Regions from separate parts of the Homo sapiens genome. Here region 1 is linked to region 2. The links are chromatin contacts, found by Hi-C or POLR2A ChIA-PET in ENCODE. All regions are on one chromosome and are shown on one strand. The core of a region is the stretch at or near the end of the contact, and the rest is flanking DNA. Distances in the headings are between cores, read along the strand shown. Region 1 holds the start of CYP26B1 (cytochrome P450 family 26 subfamily B member 1). Region 2 has its middle 210 kb from the start of CYP26B1.

What was found. Hi-C counts contacts between places; a loop is a spot of excess contacts on that map. ChIA-PET counts read pairs that join two places held with the same protein, here RNA polymerase II (POLR2A).
Region 1: a loop to region 2 is called in a map of gastrocnemius medialis, with 9 times the contacts of the local background. The contact joins the promoter of CYP26B1 here to the enhancer-like site in region 2. A Hi-C loop is called at or near these places in 12 of 168 maps with a recorded cell type or tissue (PC-3, gastrocnemius medialis, heart left ventricle and 8 more). POLR2A ChIA-PET finds 5 or more read pairs at or near these places in 2 of 52 experiments (A673 and HCT116).

What each region holds. Positions count from the first base shown.
Region 1 is chr2:72,145,828-72,149,489 of GRCh38, forward strand. CYP26B1 (cytochrome P450 family 26 subfamily B member 1) reads right to left here and starts at 2,035. Exons shown (of 6, transcript NM_019885.4): 1 at 1,804-2,035. The coding sequence starts at 2,007. RefSeq lists enhancers at 711-1,233, 1,423-1,924.
Region 2 is chr2:71,938,231-71,942,182 of GRCh38, forward strand. No RefSeq gene overlaps it. Among named protein-coding and RNA genes, the nearest start is that of CYP26B1, 210 kb to the right of the region's middle. Within about 2 kb of position 2,626, at least 6 of the 41 ENCODE cell types and tissues checked have a DNase peak (open chromatin) inside an H3K27ac peak, as active enhancers do; they include gastrocnemius medialis, where a contact is called at or near this core.

The sequences.
Region 1 (3,662 bases), core at 785-3,284, 210 kb after region 2:
TCGGGCCGCGAGTCCAATTTATACAAAAATGTTGTATTTTTAGCCCTGGGCTCTGTTTAGATGGCGCTCGGTGGAAACGGAGAGCCCTTGGAGGTCCCCCCGTAAAATCTGATAAATGACTCCGAAAAAATAACGCTGGGATTCAGAGGGCTCTCATTAACCCCTTAGGCGCTCCTGTACACGTACCCCCTATTTCCCTCCTCACCTCCAGATCTAGGGCCCCGGGTTGGAGGGATGGGGAGGCTTAGGTTTCCTCCTCCCTAACTTCTGTGCAGGTTGGACGCTGACCCCCAGGGGCTCTTGTGGGATTCGGAGAAAAGGTCATGGGGACCTGAGGGGGGGCAGAGAGGTCAGGAAACGAAGTGGGGGTGGGTGGTGACAGACCGTGGATTCAGCAGACTGGCTCTAAAAGGCGGGAGCCGTTGCCCAAGTTATTTTATTTCCTAAATTCGCGGCCCAAAGCCTAGAGCACCGCTGCAGTTGACACTTTAAGTGTGGTGGCGAGGGAAAGGCTCTGGGGATTTCTTTGCGGGGGGTGGGGGGGTGATACATCCATTGGTTGAAAGGACCCCCACCTCATTGCACGAACAACCCCAAAAAGAGATGGGCCTAATCCGGGACGTGGAAAGACCACAGGGCAGAGGAACTTCGAACCCCCTCCCCGCCCCCGCTCCGCTGTCACTCGTCCCGGGGCAGGGTGAGTGCGTGTGTGCGCGAGCGCGCGGATTGCACGCGTCTGTTAATTTCAAGCCAAGCTTTCGCACCTGTAAACCCACAGGTCGCAGCGCTCACCTTTCGCTTCACCTCTCTAGTGCGGGGATTGTCAGTTTCAGGACATCCCTGCTTCCCCTAACAGAACAAACGCGCGTACACACAAATACACCTCCCGCAGTTACTGCAGAGGCGCTCCGCTCCCCCACCCCAAGAAGAAAACCGGTGTGTATCACATTGCAAAAGCGATTGTCTGGCACTTGATGAGGTGAACTCCAGGTTAATCTCCCCATTACCTACCTGGGTCTGGTCCCTGACGCGCCTCACCCCCGTTATCACCAGCAGAGTGGGGTTGTGCGGCATCTAACAAGCACACACGCACTCTCTCTCTATGGATCCCACACTCACCTCTCCCAAGTTTCCCTCTCCTGCCAAACTGTCCCCACCCAATAAGTAAATAGACCCTTTTCCCCGAAAGCCTAGAGCCCTGGATTCTCATTTTTCCTTGGGTTACCTTCTTCCTCTTCCACCACAAAACAGACACACTCGCGCGGACCGCGGACCAGGGACACTGTACCTGGCGCTGCCGACGGCGCCGCAGGAACACAGTTTTAAATCGGCAATTCAAGCTGCCACCAGCCCCCTCCTCTCCCGACTCAATTTTCGGCTCCCAGCGACACAGCCAACCCCAGAAAGCCGAGGGCGACTGGGGGCTTGCAGCACCGAGGGGAGGCGAAAGCGGCTCAGGACCGGACCCTCCCCCGGGACCGCGCCTCGCTAGGCGCCCCCGGGGCGCTCCACGCCCCCTGCCAGGCCAGCCGCGACCCAGGCAAGTCCATCTTGGGAGCCCCCTCAGGTCCGGGAACCCCTCTTACCAGCCCCCTGAACCTGCGCCGCGGGCGCCAGTGGTCCCGGAACCGCGCTGCCGGCGGGCTGGGGAAGCCCGGGCTGCTGCGGCAGAGAGGAGGGAAGGGGCGGGGCGGGGACCAGTGCCTTCAGGCTCCCGGCGCCCCCTGGCCGGCCCGCCGCTCCGTCTGCCCCGCGCTCGCAGCTAGCGGACCCCGGAGTGCAGCGGAGCGAGCGCGCCCTTACCTGCAGCAGCCAGTGGCCGGTCTCTCCGATGAGCGGGAAGCCCATGGATCCCTTGGGGATGGGCAGCTTGCAGCTCTTGTCGCGAGTGGCGGCCCAGCGCAGCTGCCACAGCTGCTGCGACACGGCCAGCAGCAGCGTCACGGACACCAGGCACGCGGCGAGGGTGGCCAGCGCCGACACCAGATCCAAGCCCTCAAAGAGCATGTTGGCGGCCGCTCGGGGGATTGGCTGTGCCGGCCGCGGCGGGGGAGGGGAGGGCCCGACGGGAGGGGACCGGAGCGGCGGGGGAGGGGAGGCTGCGGCCGGGGGTCCTGGCACCTCCAGCCGAAACAGAGAAGGAGGAAGGGGCCAAGGGAAAGGGAGTGGAGGCTGCGAGGGGAGCGGAGAGAGGGAGGAAAAAAATTGCCTAAAAGAAGAGAGGAAACACGAGGCGACTGGGGTGCAACTTTGTTTGTTTGTTTGTTTGTTTGTTCCTTTATAGCGGGCTTAGGGGCTGCTCAAGGGGTGGTGAGATGAAGCCGTGAGTCAAGCTGGTGGGTTTGCTCTCCCCGCTACCATCACACTCGGAAAACTTTGGAAAACTTTGTCCAGAGGGAGCCTCTCTCTCGTAAGCCCCTTCCCCTGCTCGGAAAAAAAGAAGGGGGCAGAGAGCTAGCAGAGAGAAAGTGCGGTCGATTTGTCAAAAGTATTGCAGTATGGCCCCAAAATTCCTAGGTGAAAAAAAGAAAAAAAGAAAAAATTCCTGAATCCAAAAATTCCAACGAACCCAGAAACTTTGGGGGCGAGGGAGAAAGCTCCCTGGCTGAGGCGAGTGGAGAGGCCGGAGCCTAAAAGTCCCTGGGCTGCCCGGGGCGGCGCGCTCGAGCCCCAGAGCCGCCGCAGCACCCCCGAGGCAGGAGCGGCGGGCGAGGCGGCGAGGCGGGCGCTGCGGCCCGAGCGCGGGTGCGGAGCCGGCGGGCCGCGGCCGGGACGGGACGCAGCCGGCGACAGAGCCCCGGGCGGGCGATGGGGCGGCGGCGGCGGCGGCGGCGGCGGCGGCGGCGGCAGCGGGCGGGAGGGGTGAGGCGGGGTGGGGTTGGGGGAGGAGGTGGAAAACCCGAGCTGGGCTATTGTATCAATTAAGAAAAGGCAGTCCGTCCCGGGACGCGGTCTCTCGGCTCTGGAGTTGCTGCTGGGGGAAGAAATGGGGAAAAAAGAAAGGAAGGCAAAAGGAATGAAAGAGGGGGAAAAGCAGGAGGCAGGATTTCAGGGCTGGTGGTTTTAAAAGCTTCTCTCAATGTGAATTTGAGTCCAAAGCGAGGCGATGCGTGTGTTTATATAGAGGCGGGAGGCTGCGCCGTGGGCGCCCCGCCAGCACCCCCCCGCCCCAACCCGCGCGCTCACAAAGCCGGAGGCGTGGTGAGAGGCCGGGCCCGCGGCCGGAGCTGGAGAGCGCAGCCCGGCCTCCCGCCCCGCCCCGGCCGCCCGCCGCCCGCCGCCCGCAGCCCGCCCGGGACCCACTTGTAGCCGCCGCAGGATCAAACTCAGTTCACCTCTCGCCTCCTCTTCTTTCTCGCCGGCGTCTCGCTGAGCCCAGCGCCTACAGACGGACGAGATGAGACACACGCGCGCGCACCTACGCGCACACACACACAACACACACGCGCACACACACAACACACACACCTCCGCACACACGGTGCGCACTCGCTTAGTGCCTGCTTGGCTTCTAGGCTCCTTCCCTTCCTCTTTTCCTCCTTCCCAGGTCAGCGGTCCCCTCCTCCAGCTCCGAGCAGTCCCTCCTGGGCCGAAGCCCCGGCAGCGGAGGTCCTGGCCGGACTGCCCCCTCGACTGGCAGGCGCCCAAAGCCCTCGAAACTG
Region 2 (3,952 bases), core at 1,376-3,875:
CAGCATCCCTCTAGGGCTGGGGCCTGGCACAAGACCCTCTGCCCAGCATGTGCTGCATTCACCCTGGGAGCCCAGATCTTTGAGTCCTCTCTGGACCTGCTCGGGGAGATAAGAGGCCATTTCAGGCATGGGGGGTGGAGTGTGGACAGAAAAGGGGCTCTGGAGTTAGGCAGGCCTGGGTTCAAAGGCTGTCTCAAGTCCTTCCCAGCATGTAACCTCCAGCTGAATGGTAAGTTCTTCTGGTCTTGGTTTTCTCATCCTTGTGATGAGAATAACAGTAAGACCAATATCTTGGAACCAATGAGGATTTAAATAAGAAAACTAGATGTAGACATCTCATGCAGCCACCTGGGCCTTTCAGTGAGGGGCTTGTTGAATCTTAATTATCTGTGATATTTGTGGGCTGAGGGGTCTCCCCAGGGCCCTCCTTGCTGCCCTGAGCTGGCCATGCCAACCTTCTGAGGGATGTCCACCTCTGGCCCTTCTCCCTCTTCCTTGCAGCCTTTGGGGGCTGAACCACAGCAGTCAGCCCTCCTGGGTTTCCCACCTAGTGTCTCTGCTGGCTCCTGCCCATCTCAGTTGAGCAGCTGCAGATCAATCCACGGGAGCTCCACCACACCCCACCCCTGCTCACACTCTGCCACCATTGCCTCCTACCCACTGAGATGGAACTCCTCTCTCTCGAGCTGAAAGCTCACACCATCTCCACACTGGGCTCTCCACACACCCCTCTCCCCAGCAGGGACCTCGGCTCTCACCTGCCAGCCTCCACGCCAATGCTCATGCATTTGTCCGTGCCTGGAATCTCAACCACTGTGAAATCGACTTGCCCTTCAAGGCCCTAAGCAAATCCCACTCCCTGCACAAGACCTTCCCAGGAGTCACCCACTACCCTCACATTCCTGGTGCTCAGCTCCCTGTTACTCTGCTACCCTTGCTTGGCTGTGCTTCACTGATGATTGCCTATCTGGTTGAGCACCCAGCTGTGGGGCCAGGTGGAGGCTCCTCTTGCCAAGAGATTGGCCCTGGGGAAGAGCTGTGTCCATCCCGAGGAAGGAGTGCCTTTGTCTAACATGCGCAAAGGTACCATGTGGGCCAGCGGCAGCCCCATCCTGCCCTAAGACAGGAAGTGCTCAGTTCAAGGTGGGGCAGGACATACATGTGGGCTCGGCTGCCCTTGCCAGACAGCACCCTTGCCGAATGGGCAAGTCAGCAGCCTCTCTCTCGAAGCTGCCCCTTCTGTCCCCCCATGCTGCTCCACAGTTTCTCAGGGTTCAGGAATTGTCCCCCGCTGGAGTCAGATCTAGAGGAAGGTCCCATGCCTTCCTTTTCCAGGAGTTGTTGGACATTGAGACCTAAAACCCAGAGAACAGCCAAACCCAGGAGACATAGGTGCCAGGCTGCAGCCCATCCTGTAACTACAAGGCGGTACAGCTCCCTGGGGCCAGGCCAGCAGCACTGGCTTCCTGCAAAGCTTGACCAGAGTGCCAGCCAAGCCTCCGGGGGAGGAGGTGAGGAAGGAGAACAGAGAGGAAGAGGAGGGTGGGGAGGCTACCGAAGGGAGAAAACCGGCTAAGCCAGGGCCCCTCCAAGAGCCCTGCAGGCTGTTGACTGCATGAAGAAGGGCTACCGGAAGGCCAGTGACAACTGAAATCATTCCCCCTCCATTTGCTGCGTGTTTCCTGCCCAGGACGGGGACTCCAGAGGAAAGGGTGTCTAGAGAAAGAGCAAACCTTCCCTGGGGACCACCTTGAGATGTCATCCCTTTGTCCTTTTTTCACTCCCTCCTGGCCCTGCTTCTGCCCTAACCCAGGATGGGGAGAGGGGAGGCTTCATGTAAGGAGGACCCAGAAGTCACACTCCCAGAGGGGCAGGGTGGCCTGGGGCCTGGCCTTCTGCAGACCCCTGGGCCAGCTCCCAACAGCCTGGTCTGTGGAAATTGGATGATGTCCCCCTCCCTTGACGCCCCAGCCCCTGCCTCCTCCTCTCTAGCCCCAGTTGGCAGGGCTTAACTGGACACTCCCTCTGTCTGAGGCCAGTCCCCACCGGGAACCTGGCCAAACCGTCTGAGGCCAGGACGCATGGACAAAACAACCCAGGCCACCTCTGCCTCCACCCTATGGTGTGCACATCTCCCCTGGCCAGAGCACTGCCCAAGAGGAGGCATCATGTTCTCCCACAACTCCAGGGCTGGGACATTCTCGGGCCAAGAGCCAGGAGAGTCCAGCGCAGCAGGCACCTATGCTGACACTCATTTGGTCCAAACTCTTCATTTTGTTGGGGCAACTGTGGTCCTGGAAGGGGCAGTGGCTAACTGTCTCAGGCTCTCCAACAGCCCAGAAGCTCTCTGCAAGGCCCAGGGGTCCCCCTGATTGCTGTAGCAGGATCCCACATCCCTTCTTCTTGGGGAAATGATAGAGTTGGTTACATGTGCTTTGTCATCAACTCTATTTGAAAACTGTGAAAGGATCCGAGCTGCTTGGGAAGAGGCAGAGGGAGGCCAGTAATAGTTTAGTCTTAACAAAATAAAATTTTATGTTCCTTAAATACATGAAGTCACCCAGAACGGCCATTAACAAAGTGTGGTCAAGGAAAGGTACTGGCTGCCTCAGAGATGAGGTCAGAGTTCACTTGTGATTGGCATGCTAACTGCTCCCATGCAACCGGGTGTTGCCAAAGGGCACAGCACTCCCTCTGCCATCTGGAACACAACACTTGCCCGGAGGCCAGTAGCTCCTGTTATTATTATCTTGTTCCCACTAGGAGTTTGTTCAGCACATGTTCCCATCAGCAGGGTCCAATTCCTCTCTGGCCTTGTAAAAGCATCACAAATTCTAAATTAGAGGTGTCTGAGCTAACGAGGGCCTCTCCCTACTCTTCTTAAGTTTCTTCCATTGTGTGTTTCTCATCCCCACCACCGTCTCCCGGCTAGATCTTTAATTCCACAGAGACAGGGACCATGTCTTCTATTTCATCCATTCAACAAGTATTGATTGACCACCTGCCATGGGTTGTACCAGGTGCTTTGGGGAATACAAAACATGAGAAAGCCACGTCTCTGCCCTCAAGAAAGAGACGATGGCTCTGAGTGACTGCGTTGCCTTGCTTTGTGTAGCCATCAGTATTTTTAATGCTATTTTAGACTCTAGCTCCTTTAATACCCACAATAGTCCTGAGGGGGTGGGAGGAGCTATATTGTTTCCACATGTCAGATGGGTAAACTGGGGCTCAGAAAAGCTACCTGACTCCCCCAGAGCCACACAGCCTATTGGTTGTGAAGCTTGAGCTAGAACCCCTGGTTTCCTATCCTTTCTAACAGGGGGCAGTTAGGGACATGCATGCTCACACACACAACCTCCTCTGCCAGCTTGTTGGAGGAGGCTGGATCATGCCCTCCTCTTCTTTGGCCTTGCCTAAGATAGCCCCAAATGTCCCCATCCCCATCCCAGCATGTACAGTTTAAGCAAGTGTAGCTTCATGAAAGTAGAGTCTGTTCTCCCTCACTGGGGGCTTAAAAAAGAAAATGAGAAAAGCAATGAAAAAAATGATATAAGAAATTTTGTATTTAGCCAAATGCTCATAGGAGAGGAGGGGCCTAACTGGCAGGAAGCACCCCCCAACTGCACTCAGCGCCTCCCACAGGGTTCTGCCAAGAGCTCTGCGAAGGAGGTGTCTATCTGTTCAGTGGGTGGATTTTGCACACAGCTTTAAAGAAAACAGAGGCCCCCTAGTTGGCTATAACATTGTCCTGTGGGCTCCCTGGGGACAATAAAGTGGTTCCATCCCAGGAAGCAGCCAGCAGGCAATGATTTTGTGTCTGAAATGCACGCCAGCCTTTTATCTCTAACCCAAAGGGGCCAAGCATGAGTGTGCTGATGGCTTGGTGTCGCCCATCTTCACTGCTAGGGACAGAGCTCTGGGGCAAAAATGGAAGCCTGGTGAACTAAACCGG